2 separate regions of the Homo sapiens genome follow, and region 2 is linked to region 1. Evidence: chromatin loops called from intact Hi-C (ENCODE). Cell type or tissue: psoas muscle. All regions are shown on one strand.

Region 1 (8,000 bases):
GTCATGTTTCTTATTCCAAAGATTTACAATACCTCAGACAAAAGTTGAAGATTCCATAGTAATTCCTTGTCTAGCTCTTCATCATTTAATACATCATCATCTAAAAACAGCAAAATACTATTAGGGGGAAAAACCTATGCATTCAACTAAATATAGCATTTTAAAATACTTCTATTTAATATTTCCAATAGCTGAGGAAAACCTCTTTTAGGAAGACTTTTTATTTCTTCTTCATGAAGCTGAGCTTGTTCCAAAAGGAGGTAGAAACAGAATTTTCAAGAAAATAAACACACCAACCAAGACTTCTGCCCCTCTATATCTCACAAAATAACTGATATTTTTGAAGGTAACCTCTGAATGGTGGTTGTATAAGAATATTAATAAAGTAACATTTTTAAGCTACTGCCAACCTGGATGATATCTTTTTTGGAGACAAATTTTCCCCAAATTGCCAATCAAAATATTGTGAAGCTAAAGGAATCTGTTGTCATTAACAGAGTTTTAGAAACCAAGAAAAAAACTTATCCAAAATTGTAAAGAGAGAATAATGACCTTATGACTTACTCATTGTAAGCTGAGTTATAACACTGCAGCAGTGGGGAACAAAGAGCTTCAAAGATTCTTCTGGGCAGCACTGAAAATGTATTTGTATAAGTAAGGCTTTTTTGAAAGGCAAATATATACAAGATTATATTTTCAGTGGCAGTAAAAGGCTGTAAATAAGCAGCTACTGAAAGAACTATGCATTTTAAGCATAGAAGCACCTCTAATAATTAACCATATAAACTAGTTGATTGTTGAGTCATTAATACATCAGTTCAAAAAAATAAACTCACCTTTACAGCAGCGCGGCACATGTCTGCCACCATGCGACCTGCTACTCTTGTTTCAAATATATGTGAAGTAGAAAAATTAAAAACCTTCTGAAGGGCCACCTGTTAAGATATGAAAATGTTTAATGAGCATTTTTTAAGAAAATTAAACATCTTACAGAACATAAAAGAAAATGATAAATATATTTAGACAATTCCAAAAATAAGCCCATAGGCAATTTTTAACCATCTGATTTTATAAGAATTTGTTTAATGATGTTACATTCAGGTCTAAGAACAATCTTTGCCCACGATCCTAACTTGAACAAAATATTTTAGGTACTGGCTGGATGTGGTGGCTCACACCTGTAATTTTAGCACTTTGGGAGGCTGAGGCAGGAGCATCACTTGACATCAGGAGCTCAAGACCAGCCTGGCCAACATGGCGAAACCCTGTCTCCACTAAAAATGCAAAAATTGACCAGGCATGGTGGCGCATGCCTGTAGTCCCAGCTGCTCGGGAGGCTGAGGCATGCGAATTGCTTGAACCCGGGAGGTGGAGGTTGCAGTGAGCCGAGATCGCGACACTGCACTCCAGCCCAGGTGACAGAGTTAACAAAAAAAAAAAAAAAAAAAAAAAAAAAAAAAATTGAGGTACAAGATTTCACTTGCCACAGAAACCCTACACATAAAATTATACCTGGTGGAAGCAAATGCAATTTAATTGTCTTTCTGGCTAATTGAATATAACAAAGGGAATTTTTTGGAATACCTAATACAATTTGTCATCCTGACAACTACAAACTAGACATCTATCCTTACCCTAAAAGAACTGAAGCAGTCTGTTTATTTTACAGTCATGTCACAAAACTTTAATTTACTTGCTCAATGGAAGAATGAGTTCTATACCTGGGTTAACAATACTGAAAAGTATAAACAACTCTTTTTGGTTAAATAAGAGATGATTTGTGTTCATTTCTTTATACTAACATAATCATAGTATTTATTTCACACAGCTATAAGGCAGTTTGGCTTCTAGGATTAACATATTTAACAGTGATAATTACAGATGATGGGAGAAGAAACAGAAATGAAAATAAAGTGTAGTCTTAAAGGCTACAGATAATAGGTACCACATTACAAATAATAGGTACCAACCAATATTGAATTAGTGAATGCTTACTGAATGTCTTATGAAGATAACTACTTCTAATCCATCAGTTAGTCTTAGGATTTAATTTCTATCATGGGAGTGATGTCATAAGCAATTTCTAAAACTCAGCTGAGTAACTGTTTTTAATTGTAAAATTAAAAAATACAGTTGTTTCTTTTTTTTATTTATTATACTTTAAGTTCTAGGGTACATGTGCACAACATGCAGGTTTGTTACATATGTATACATGTGCCATGTTCCTGTGCTGCACCCATTAACTCGTCACTTACATTAGGTATCTCTCCTAATGCTATCCCCCCTGCGACAGTTGTTTCTTGTTGTTCATGGTAGTCATGTTCTATAAATTTGCTGTGACCACTGAACTAGCAAATACTGAACCATTGCTCCCAGGGGAAATACAGGATTATGTTCCTGTGAACCTATGGTGACAACATTTTCATCAACTGATCAATACATAATCCTAAGTGTGATTCTGTTTACAGACAACTTATTTAATACATATTGTTGATTCACTAACATTTAATCCGCAGTCAACAGCAACATAACTCATGCCTGTTGACGCTTACCTAGCACAGTGTTTTTTCCATTAGGCACAGCACAACTCTCTTATGCTTAGGAACCCTCAACCACTTTAAACAATAAACTCTTGGGAGCCATTTTTGACATTTTTAAACAGCAGAATCACCAATAAGAAGCAAAAAAATGTAAAAAAGTGGCATTAAATAGATCGCAAAGGGGACAGTTGTTTAAGTGGAGCTGGATATAAGACGGCAGAGTGCCTCGTTTGCTCTCAGCTGAGAACACATGGCATATGTGAGATCAAATTTAAGTAACTGAATTTTTGTCAGTCGCAAAAGCTTGATTCTCAGGTTGCAAATAGTTAGAGCAAACAGGTAAATTTGCAAATACGAAATTTGCAAATAATGAGCAACTGTACATTTCTTTAAAACTTTAGTATGAATGTAAATGATAAACTGCATGATATACACAAAGTAACTTGAAGTCAATTTTAAAACATCAAATGAAACTTAAAAGCTGGAAGTTTATTTTTTGCAGCAATGTTCTTACCATAAATATTTCTTTGGAACATTGGGTGAGGATTGTACTAAACGTAGAAGACAGACCTAATTCGACCAAACTCTCCAAGTGTGTCATTTTCTCAGTTTCTGTCTCTTCTCTTGTTTGCTCCAATGTGCTACTTTCTATAAGTCCAAAACATCTAAATAATCCAAACAAAGCATAATTTCAGCAACTAAAATCTGGTTTGACATTTTTGGTGGTCATCAGGTAACTCTCTATTGTCCTAATTATTCAAGTGATAGCTACTTAATTTCTACGTGGTTCACAAATCGATTATCCTTTTATAACTTCAGGAGCACCAGTAGTAGCTAAATAAAGGTTATAATGCAGAAATAAACTAAACTTTCTGGGATAGAAGAGTCATTTTCTAGAATTTCAGCTAAACGTTGGTGTGGGTTACAAGCTCACCTGTCCATAAACTGTAAGACGAAATCCTCAAATTCAGCTGTGGCTGAACAAAGTTCTCGTTCCACCTATAATATCCCAATATGGAGAAAGATTACATATAGCCTTTGTTTTTTTTTCCTGAACTAACAAAACTCAATTATTGCCTGCCAAATGTATCCACACTAAACCATTATATTGGGTACTATGAGAAACAGCACCATGCTAGACTTCATCTACTACTTTCAATTTAGAACAACTTCATCTACTACTTTCTAGGAACCAAAGAAAGAAGAAATTAATGTTATTTTACAAGGGCCAAATACAGAAGTCAAGCAGCTATCTTTATTATAAATTCAGTTTTCAAACTGCTGATTTTTGCAAAGTCTAGTCTCTCACTACCTGAATGTCCAGAAAAATATAAACAATAACATGCTCGCGACTGGGCACGGTAGCTAGCCAGACACTGTGGCTCATGCCTGTAATCCTAGCACTTTGGGAGGCCGAGGCAAGCGAATCACTTGAGGTCAAGAGTTCAAGACCAGTCTGGCCAACATGGCAAAACCCCATCGCTACTAAAAATACACATATACACAATTAGCCAGGCATGTTGGCACACGCCTGTAATCCCAGCTACCCGGGAGGCTAAGGCACAAGAACCACTTGAACCCAGGAGGCAGAGGCTGCAGTGAGCCAAGATGGCACTACTGCACTCCAGCCTGGGCAACATGCTTGCAATAAAGAAAATAGTTCTGGGGGCTGGGTACAGTGGCTCACATCTGTAATCTCAGCATTTGGGAGGTCAAGGCGGGCAGATTACTTGAGGCCAGGAGTTCGAGACCAGCCTGGCCAACATGATGAAACCCCATCTCTACTAAAATTACAAAAAATTAGCCAGGCATGGTGGTGCATGCCTGTAGTCCCAGCTACTCGGGAGGCTGAGGCAGGAGAATTGCTTGAACCAGGAGGTGGAGGTTGCAGTGAGCCGATATCACATCACTGCACTCCAGCCTGGGTGACATAACAAGACTCCATCTCAAAAAAAAAAGAAAGAAAGAAAGAAAGAAAGAAGTTTTGAAAGAGCCAGACAGAAATGAATGAAGAAAATCTTTCTTCATTAAATGTCAATCCCTTGGACAGATTTATTACTAACCTAAGATGATAGAAAAATAAAATATCACCATCTTTTGCTTAACAAAACATTGAAAAGTGACATAAAACTGAAATACACCTCCAGATGTCAGATGTTTATAGAAACAGCCTATTTTTGAGCCACCTCCTGTGGTGGGTGCTCTGTAGACTCTCTTGCCAATGATGTCCTGGCCCTCCATATGTACCATTCTAGTCACAAAATAGTGATTTTACTTCCAAAGTCGTTTCTAAACTGTCAAGTGTTACTATGCATATGCAATAATAATTAGAACATCTTAGCCCTTTTATAACCATAAAATACCCTTACTTCTGTGAGGTCATTTCTTTCTTGTAGTACAGATGAACAATCTACTAAAGGCACCAGAGTAGAAAATGTTGCTATGAACTGGAATGTGATCTGTGGAAACATACAAAGGATTTTCAACATTACATAATTCTAATTCAGAAATACAAGTATACCATGAACTACAATAAATTACCCCAATAAATTATCTTGATCAAAATCCCACAACAGTTTTTCTGGGTATTCCTCATTTAGAATTGAACACTGTAAGGTTCTTCATAATTAACTAGCTGTCGGCCGAGCGCAGTGGCTCACACCTGTAATCCCAACACTTTGGGAGGCTGAGGCGGGTGGATCACTTAAGGCCAGGAGTTCGAGACCAGCCTGGCCAACATGGTGAAACCCTGTCTCTACTAAAAATACGAAACCCAGCCAGGCATGGTGGCGTGTGCCTATAATCCCAGCTACCCAAGAGGCTGAGGCAGGAGAATTGCTGGAACCCAGGAGGTGGATCACAGTGCAATGAGCCGAGGTCGCGCCACTGCACTCCAGTTTAGGTGACAGACCAAGACTCCGTCTCAAAATAAATAAATAAATAAACAACTGTTACTTTAATAATTAAATTATACAACATTTATTTTCATATTTATATTAGGCTTATGCACAAACTTCTCCAACCTTTTGTCACTGAGAAGTTTACTTTGCCTCCTACCTAAATACGGAGTGTATAATCACCAATATACTCACCATGCATTTACTAAAGTCATTTGGATCCACCCCAGGCAATGCTCTCATCAACAGAGGTAGCATATGTGTAGGACCTTCAGGAAACCATCTGCCTCCTGATACCAAACTGCGGGCTACTCCAATTACACAACTTAAAGTAGCTGTGAGCTGGTGAGGTTCTGTTAATGTCTCTAATGCAGGATATGTTCTACAGTTTGAAAACAGAATTTTTAAAGTCTCCATCACAGATATGCATAATACCATAATACATTAAATATAATAAATTCATAAACTGCACTTTGACTTAAAGGCTTACAGTTAGCAAAATACTCAGAGTGAAAATCTGCAATCAAAGTTAACAATTACAGTAGCCCCGTTATCTGTAGTTTCCGTAGTTTCAGTTAACAAAGGTTAACCAAATATTTGTGTCCTGAGAACGAGAGACCATATTCACATAACTTCTATTACACTGAACAATATATTTTTATAATTGTTCTATTTTATGATTGTTTTTAATCTCTTACTGTGCCTAATTCATGAATTAAACTATCACAGGTATGCATGCATGTGAAAAAACACAGTATACATAGGGTCCAGTACTATCCATGGTTTCAGGTATGCACTGGGGGTCTTCAAACACATCCCTCACCAGTAAGGGGAGACACTACTGTACACAAATAAAGGAAAGATACACAGATTATTTATTGCACATGTCCCCAATCCCCTGCTACCTTACCAACTCTTTCCATGCCAATTCCACAGTGAAAAAAGAACACAAACTGGTAGAGGCCAGGGTGTGATGGCTCACACCTGTAACACTAGCACTTTGGGAGGCCAAGGCAGGCAGATCACCTAAGGTCAGGAGTTTGAGACCAGCCTGGCCAACATGGTGAAACCCTGCCTCTACCATGAATACAAAAATTGGCGGGGTGTGGTGGTGCATGCCTGTAATCCAAGCTACTCGGGTGGCTGAGGCAGGAGGATCGCTTGAACCTGGGAGGCGGAGGTTCCAGTGAGCCAAGATTATGCCACTGCACTCCAGCCTGGGCGACAGAGCAAGACTCTGTCTCAAAAAAAAACCAAAAGAACATCAACTGATAGATCCTGCATGATTTCAGCCATCCTAATCTATATTATACTAATCTAACGGTCAGTCAGTGGAATAACAAGTTACAGATACTCTACTCTTTCTTTCCCCTGACCACCCCCAACCCTGGAGTCAGGGTTTTACTCTGCCCCAGGCTGGAGTGCAGTGGCCTGATCACAGCTCACTGCAGCCTCCACATTGCCCAGATCAGGTAAACCTCCTGCCTTGGCTTCTCAAGTAGCTGGGACTACTGGCAAACGTTACCACTCCCGGCTAACTTTTGTATTTTTTTTGTAGTGACAGAGTTTTGCCATGTTGCCCAGGCTGGTCTCAAATTCCTGAGCTCAAACAATCCATCTTCCTCAGACTTCCAAAGTCCTGGGACTACAGGCATAAGCCAGCCTAGCTGCTTATTTTTTTTTTTTTTAATGGAGAAAACATACCAAACTCTTTAACAGAAGCTTTCTTGGAGATGTAAAACTAAGTGTCTAAGATTTTTTTCTACATTTTTAGTTTTTAAAAAAGTTTTGCTTTTATTAAAAATAAAATCTTTGGCCAGCCATGGTGGCTCACACCTGTAATCCCAGCACTTTGGGAGGCCAAGGCAGGCGGACTGCTTGAGGTCAGGAGTTCAAGATCAGCCTGACCAACATGGTGAAACGCCATCTCTACTAAAAATACAAAAATTGGCTGGGCATGGTGGCAGACACCTGTAATCCCAGCTACTCGGAAGGCTGAGACAGGAGAATCGCTTGAACCCGAGAGGTGGAGGTTGCAGTGAGCTGAGATCATGTCACTGCACTCCAGCCTGGGCAACAGAGCAAGAGTCTGTCTCTAAATAAATAAATAATAAATAAATAAATAAATAAATAATAAATTTTAAAAGGTGATGCCACTTCAAAACAGCACCAAATTACAACTGAAAGTCTCAAAAAATGTCATTGTATTGTCAATTTGGTCTATTAAATATTTATCTTGGCCAAGCATTCAATATCACTTAATATGCTGATATTACATTTGTCCAAAATTTTAGGACTAAAGAAAAACGTGATAGGTCTATTTATTTATAAGCTTTGTTCTTTCTACTAAGAATTTAGCTCACTATTCATAATTAATCAGCTGAAAATAACAAAGCAAAGGGGAACTAAAGAAACATCAAAAACACTCCAAACTTCAAAATGTTAGCTAAGCAAACAGATGAAGTCCCTCCTCTCCAGGGAGCATCAGGGAACCTAACATTAACTGTTGGCTTCTGCTACTCTGTGGAGGCCAAGAAGCAAAGAATACTGGGGGTTGAAGACG
Region 2 (8,000 bases), 1.3 Mb after region 1:
TCATTTGCCTCTTCTTTCCAGGGTTTATTTACTCATTGTTAAAACCCAACATCTCATCCTAGGTTAAAACTAAGTACCAATATCACAAATTTTCTTTTAGGACTTATACTATTTATTCATACACCTAGGTCAGTGACCTAGTAGGCTCTCAATAAATGTTTACTTAATGAAAGGACCAAACAATCTTTTAATCTACTTACTATCACTAGACATATCCTCTCTTTAGAGAAATCACACAAAATTCTACGAGGTAATTCTGTGGTTGCATTTCATCATCTCTGTAATTTTCTCAGGTATCAAACAGAAATTTTAAAAGATACAAAAAAGTTTTGCAATCCACAACGTACTATTACGAAAAAGTACATTCTGGCCGGGCACGGTGGCTCATACCTGTAATCCCAGGACTTTGGGAGGTGGGTGGATCACCTGAGGTCAGGAGTTTGAGACCAACCTGGCCAACATGGTAAAACCCCATCTCTACTAAAAATACAAAAATTAGCCAGGTGTGGTGGCAGTCACCTGTAATCCCAGCTATTCGGGAGGCTGAGGCAGGAGAATCGCTTGAACCTGGGAGAAGGAGGTTGAAGTGAGCCAAGATTGCACCACTGCACTCCAGCCTGGGCAATAAGAGCAAAACTCCGTCTCAAAAAAAAAAAAAAAAAAAAAAGAAAAGGAAAAAGTACATTCTATGTTGATGAGCTGGAACTTAACCGGTACCAAGAGAAGAGGTGTACAAAGCATGATCTAATGAAGTTATCCTATCTCAACCAATTGCTTTGTAATGGGATCCCTGGCAAATTTATCCCTCTCTTTTTGCATGTATTCCCTAGAATCATTAAGAACATAGTACATCATACAAAGGCAGTTTTGAGGAATTAAAAAGAAAAGAGAATAACATTGGAAGCTAGCAGATCCAAATTCCATATGCAGACATACTGAAAATTAGTGTATAATTGTATATAATTAGGGAGAGTTCTGGCTGCTGTCTGAGTCTTAGTTTTCATGCTGTAAAATGAAAGAACTGGACTAGTTCAGTAACTCCCAACCTTTTAAAAATCTTGCCAGTAAATCTGGGGGTAATATGACACACTTTATCGAGTACATTTTCTCAGTAAGGGTAGGGGTACAGTCATTTCAGAATAAAAATCAATATACCGAATGTGTAACTTTTTTTTGAGACGGAGTTTCGCTTTTGTTGCCCAGGCTGGAGTGCAATGGCACAATCTCGGCTCACCACTACCTCCACCTCCCGGGTTCAAGTGATTCTCCTGCCTCAGCCTCCCAAGTAGCTGGGATTACAGGTATGTGCCACCATGCCTGGCTAACTTTGTATTTTTAGTAGAGACAGGGATTTTCCATGTTGGTCAGGCTGGTCTCGAACTCCCAATGACCTCAGGTGATCCACCGGCCTCGGCCTCCCAAAGTGCTGGGATTCCAGGTGTGAGCCCCCACTCCCAGCCTAGAATGTATAATTACATGTGTGGGTATTTATTATTATAACTTTTAAATGAAGAAATAAGGGAGAAGATGGTTAAGTGATTTTCCAAAAGTCTGAATTTTATACATTTGATCAGATAAGAACTTATTTAAAGCAGAAGGGAAAGTTTCTCTTTAGAGAAGAATTCCACATAATAAATTAACAGGAAATAACAGAATATAACCACTATGCAACTCCTAATGAATTTATGTGATGGATAGATCGAATTTCATTATTCTTTTCTTACTTTTGTATCTGTTTAAAATTTCTATGATAAAAAGTTGAAAAAAAAAGGGCATAGTAGAGGAAAGATTGTACCTGTGGTCTGTACTTATGGTCACAACTCCCAAGTTGAATCCTGCTATACTCTTCCTATTAGTTATAAGTCTGTGGGAAAACAATTTATCTTTGAGGCTTATCTGTAATACACGTATAATAACTCTGGGATTGTTGTGAAGACTAAATGAGCTATATGTAAATGGCCCCAGAACTTTGACTTTATGTAGTAGATCCATTAAGTCAGCCACACAGTACCCTGTGCATCTTTGGCATGCTGAATAGATTCTACAGTTTGTTTCATCACTCCATCATCTGCAGCTACAACCAATACGACAATGTCAGTGACCTGAGCACCTCTGGCTCTCATTGCTGAGAAAGCAGCATGTCCTGGAGTATCAAGAAAAGTTATCTTTTCCCCAGAAGGCAGAGAGACTGTGGAAACAGAAATTCAAGAACATCAAGGATTCAAACATGTACTTCCTTAATACCAAAGAATATATGCGACATTATCAGAAACCATCAATAATTCTTTAAAATAATTTTATTCCTTCCATTAATCTTAATCAGAACACAGATCATCATTTCACAATGAAAAGTGATAAAATGCCAGTGAGATTCTTATGGGTTTTTTTCCATGTAAAAATTTCAAACTAAAGTCTCCATAATTCTAGAACATAACTACTTTCATAAATGTATCAACTGATATATCTATTTTAGAGACAGAACAGACCAATTGTTGTACAGGCAGCCACCCTCACATTAGCAAATCAGAGTTGCACAACTCCCTGAGCCACAGAGAGGCAATTTAGTAGGCAGTAGCTCACGATTTGAGTCCATTGACCTTGGGTTTAAATCCTGGCTATGCTACTTACTGGCTATATACTGTGGGAAAGCTGCTTAACTCGAAGAAGTATCGGCTTCCTTATTTGTAAGTGCAACTATTAATACCTACCTTATGATGTTGTTGTCAAGATAAAAAAGACAAAACATATAAGGTGCTCAGCACAGTACTGGAAACATGCTAGGTGCTCGTAAATGGGACTATTATTTAATTATTATCAGCAATATTATCACAACCTAGCAAAGGAAGTTATATAAACATAATTAATAAAAAAATTGTAGACTCATTAAATCAAACTAAGAATGAGCTAGAATTAAAAGTTAACACAATTTTCAGCCAGGCGCGGTGGCTCACACCTGTAATCCTAGCACTTTGGGAGGTCAAGATGGGCAGATCACTTGAGGTCAAGGGTTCGACACCAGCCTGGCCAACATGGCAAAACCCCGTCTCTACTAAAAATACAAAAAAATTAAGCCAGGCACGATGGCTCACACCTGTAATCCCAACACTTTGGGAGGCTGAGGCAGGCGGACCACAAGGTCAGGAGTTTGAGACCAGCCTGGCCAACATGGGGAAACCCTGTCTCAACTAAAAATACAAAAATTAGCCAGGCACGGTGGTGCACACCTGTAGTCCCAGCTACTTGGGAGGCTGAGGCAGGAGAACTGCTTGAACTGGGGAGGCAGAGGTTGCAGTGAGCCAAGATTGCACCACTGCACTCCAGCCTGGGTGACAGAGTGAGACTCTGTCTCAAAAAGAAAAAAAAAAAAAAAAAAGTTAACAGTTAACACAATCTTCTTCTTATAGAAAGTACAAAACACAGCTTTACTAACCACTTGCTCTACATTTCATCAAACTAATGACTGCAAGCTTTAGCCTTCTCTTGTACTTTGAATTTGTATATTTCATACTATGACATTTAGTTTAAGAAAATAAGTGGGGTTCCCAAGCACATTGTAAGGTAATTTGTGTTCATACCAAGAAAGGCACCAATGTGCTGAGTGATGCCTCCAGTTTCCACTGCTGCCACTTGAGTTTTTCGAAATTTGTCAAGTAATGTCGTTTTCCCGTGATCAACATGGCCCATTATAGTAACAACTGGGGACCTTGGGGTTAATAAAGCTGGATCTGCCTGGGGCCTACAATTAACAGCAAAAGAGTTTCATTTCTTAAATATCAGAAATACTTTATAGCCTGTGAATTGGTTCACATTTATCCCTGTGAACTACCATTAACAATAAAACCCAATATTCAGTGTGGATTAGACCTATTTCCCCCTCCTATACATATGACAGACTATTTAATAACTGCCTACCTACCTGTGGTTTGCATTTTCATAACAATGAGCAGAACTGAATCAAATTTGAAAATTCAGACCAATGTATACATTCAGCAAATTTTTAAAAAATCCTTAAAGTTTTATAATAACTTGAATGTATAATACACTTTCTAATGCTTTAAGTACTTCGAAGTTTATACACACATATCTTTATTACAAAAGAAATTTTAAAGCAAATCTTTCCATTAAAAAGTGTAAATATAACTATGTAGTCTCCCCCAAACCCTGCCAGTATATACAGTTAAGTTTTACCTTCTTACAGCATCTTTATTTTTTCTGACTTTGTCCTGTTTTAATTTACTCCACTTTAACTTCATCCCTGCCTTCGTTATCACTTCTTTGATCCAGACTTCATCTAAATGTGAGTCTGCTTCCAGTGAATCTATGTCAATATCAGTGTTCAATAAAGCTTCATATACATAATCTGATTGGAATAAAATAAAACCTTTTAGGATCATTAATTAAATGCTCAAGAAGTAATCTCTATTAATAAATGTCTATATAAACAGTACACTCAATGAGAGGAATAACTATGCAAACTGTTTCTCTAATATTAACAAATCACAAGGAAGCTAAAAAATGTTTTTTAATTATTTAAAATATGATACATTTCTATTAACTGACTTTTCCGCATATTCATAAATATTTGAATATTTATGTATTCTAAGCCATCTGAATCATCAATAAAACATTAAGATAAATTTAGTATTTATAATAATTGATTGTAGTCTATTTCTCTAAAAATTTAAGGTCACAAATGTCATGTATACACGAATGTGTGTGTGTATATACAATCAATTGCCATTATTTGCAATAATTATGTTCTATAAAGTCACCAAAACTATTGAATTAGCAAATATTGAACCACTGTTCTGAGGGGAAATATAGAGTTGGGTTCCTGCAAGCCTTTAGTCACATTTCATCAACTGATCAACACATAATTTTGTTTTATGCATTTCTGTTTAAAGATACTATATATATATTTATATATAGTATTATATATAATATATATTTATATATCTCAATATGATATATTATGTATAATATATATATATAAATCAAATATGTAAAATATTTATATATAAATACATATATTATATATATATATATTTGATTCATTAACATTGAACTCATGGCCAATTGCACTATAACTCATGCCAGAACAAGCTTATCTGAGATGCATATTTTCTCTGTAAGGCATATCACAGCCTTCTTGGGCTTAGGAACACTAGATAGGAATTCAGTACCACATTTAGGAGCCATTTTAAACAGCAAAATTACCAACAAAAAGCATAAAAATGTGAAAAAAAGTGACACTAAATAGAATACAAAAAGGACACTTGTTTGCAGTACGACAGCTGAAACAGTGTCACCTCATTCAACCTCAGCTTCAGAACATGCACAATGGACAACCCACATCTTTCACTGTTCTGCACATGTCCAATAATAACTGCAAGAGAACCTGAGTACTGATTTTTTTCTCTTTTTTTTTGGGACAGAGTTTCGCTTTTGTTACCCAGGCTGAAGTGCAGTGGGGCAATCTCGGCTAGCTGCAGCCTCTGCCTCCCAGGTTCAAACAATTCTTCTGCCTCAGCCCCCTGAGTAGCTGGGACTGCAAGTGCACGCCACCATCCCTGGCTAATTTTTCTATTTTTTGTAGACAGGGTTTCACCATGTTGGCTAGGCTGGTCTCAAATTCCTGACCTCAGGTGATCCGCCTGCCTCGGCCTCCCAGAGTGCTGGGATCACAGGCATGAGCCACCATGCCCAGCAAGTACTGATTTTTGAGCTGCAAATACATTTTGTTGAGTAGGTGAATTTTCAAATACAGAATCCACACCTAAAATAAATAATCCACTTATAATGAGAACTGATAGTATGTACAGACATACACACATATACACACACACACACACACACACACACAATATATATCTCTGAATACATGTATCCGCAATTCATTTACTTGTTTATGTATCTAGGGTGTCCAAAAAGTCTTTATTTTTTATTTTAAAAAAATTTTTGGCCAGGCACGGTGGCTCACGCCTGTAATCCCAACACTTTGGGAGGCCGAGGCGGGCAGATCACGAGGTCAGGAGTTCAAGACCAGCCTGGCCAATATGGTGAAACCCTGTCTCTACTAAAAATACAAAAATTAGCTGGGCATGGTGGCGGCACCTGTAGTCCCAGCTACTCGGGAGGCTGAGGAGAATTGCTTGAATCCGGGAGACAGAGGTTGAAGTAAGCCGAGATCACGCCACTGCGCTCCAGCCTGGGTGACAGAGCGAGACTCCATCTCAAAAAAAAAAAAAATTTTTTTTGAGACAGGGTCTTACACTGTTGCCCAGGCTAGAGTGCAGTGGCACAATCCTAACTCACTGCAGTAGCCTCAAATTCCCAGGCTCAAGCAATCCTCCTGCCTCGGCCTCCGTTATAGCTGGGACCACAGGTGCCACCACTACATCCTACTAATTTTTTGTAGAGAAGGGTTCTTGCCATTTTGCCCAGGTTGGTTTTGAACTCCTGGTCGAGCAATTCTCCCACCTTGGCCTCCGAAAGTTCTGGAATTACAGGTGTAAGCTACTGCACCCAAACCAAAAACTCTTGAAATATAGGAAAAATATTTACTTATTCTCTTTTTCATTTTATTTAATGTGCTTTGTTTTAATCTCAGTCATGTTTCCCTGCGGATGATAAATAAATGTATCTGTGATGATAATGAAATAAGTAGTTTTATGTTCCAGACTTGCAGTCACCCTATAAAAATATATTTAAAGAGTAGATATGAAAGAAGGCAGCCGGGTGCGGTGGCTCACACCTATAATCCCAGCACTTTGGGAGGCCGAGGTGGGCAGATCACCTAAGATGAGGAGTTTGAGACGAGCCTGGCCAACATGGTGAAACCCCATCTCCATTAAAAATACAAAAAATTAGCTGGGCATGGTGGCACGCACCTGTAATCCCAGCTGCTCCAGAGGTTAAAGCAGGAGACTCTCTTGAACCCGGGAGGCGGAGGTTGCAGTGAGCTGAGACTGCGCCACTGCACTCCAGCCTGGGCAAGAGTGAGACTCCATCTCAAGAAAAAAATAAAAGGAAGAAAGCCATCCTCAGATAAGCAGAACATTAAACTAAAAGAACATCCTATTCACTGGTATGCTGGCAAATGTTTAATAACTATGCTCTCAAAAATAAATCTCTAATTTACAGTATTCTCCAATTTCCATGGTGCAAATATGCCCACCATGGTTGATTACAAGCTACCAACATAAAGTCACTGAATGCAGTGTTGGGAGTCTTTTTACCATATAGATATGACAGGCATAAATAACCTTGAGAACACAGGTAATTGTAAAATGCAATAAAATAACTGGGAAGTGAAGAGTTGGTTTTGTTTGTTTGTTTGGGGTTTTCTGAGGCAGGGTCTCAGTCTGTCGCCCTGGCTGGAGTGCAGTGGCACAATCTCAGCTCACTGCAACCTCTGCCTCCCAGGCAGTCCTCCCACCTCAGCCTCCCAAGAAGCAGGAACTAGAGGCTCACATCACCATACCCAGCTAATTTTTGTATTTCTTTTGTAAAGACAAGGCTTCATCATGTTGCCCAGGCTGATCTCAAACTCTTGGGCTCAAGCGATATGTTTGCCTCAGCCTCTGAAAGTGCTGGGATTACAGACATGAGCCATCGCACCCAGCCAGTGAGTTTCTGAGTTTTTACTACCTTTGTGACTTAATTTTTTTAAATGGTTGTGTTTAACAACCAGCTCAAATAATTCCTTATAATTTAGCAATAAGCTCACAAACTGATGCAAGCCAGCACCAGCAAGCCACTGATTGTACTCCACAATAATGCCAAGAAACGATTTCCTATTTATCTTTCTACCACATGCTTTCCCAAGGAAACACATTTTAAGAATGATACAACTCAAATTTACTATGTGAATATGCTCTCAGAGAACTGTAAAACTATTTCAAAACAAAAATTATGAGTTGGTCAGGCATAGTGGCTCACACCTGTAATCCCACCACTTTGGGAAGCCGAGGTGGGTGGATCACCTGAGGTCAGGAGTT

Evidence for each region. Peaks named below come from ENCODE experiments on the same cell type or tissue, not always from the same donor. Only the 100,000 strongest peaks of a DNase experiment are listed, where the experiment ranks them.
Region 2: a loop joins it to region 1, with 5 times the contacts of the local background. A loop is called at or near these places in 1 of 110 quality-filtered maps.

What each region holds. Positions count from the first base shown.
Region 1 is chr2:53,922,485-53,930,484 of GRCh38, forward strand. PSME4 (proteasome activator subunit 4) reads right to left here. Exons shown (of 47, transcript NM_014614.3): 11 at 5,633-5,819; 12 at 4,910-4,999; 13 at 3,475-3,539; 14 at 3,055-3,205; 15 at 837-935; 16 at 565-634; 17 at 33-100. Among named protein-coding and RNA genes, the nearest start is that of PSME4, 45 kb to the right of the region's middle. In psoas muscle, no CTCF peak of the experiment used is centred here; a DNase peak (open chromatin) is centred at 3,988.
Region 2 is chr2:55,250,466-55,258,465 of GRCh38, forward strand. It overlaps MTIF2 (mitochondrial translational initiation factor 2), which reads right to left. Exons shown (of 16, transcript NM_002453.3): 6 at 4,189-4,360; 7 at 3,576-3,736; 8 at 2,012-2,188. Among named protein-coding and RNA genes, the nearest start is that of MTIF2, 15 kb to the right of the region's middle. In psoas muscle, no CTCF peak of the experiment used is centred here; no DNase peak of the experiment used is centred here.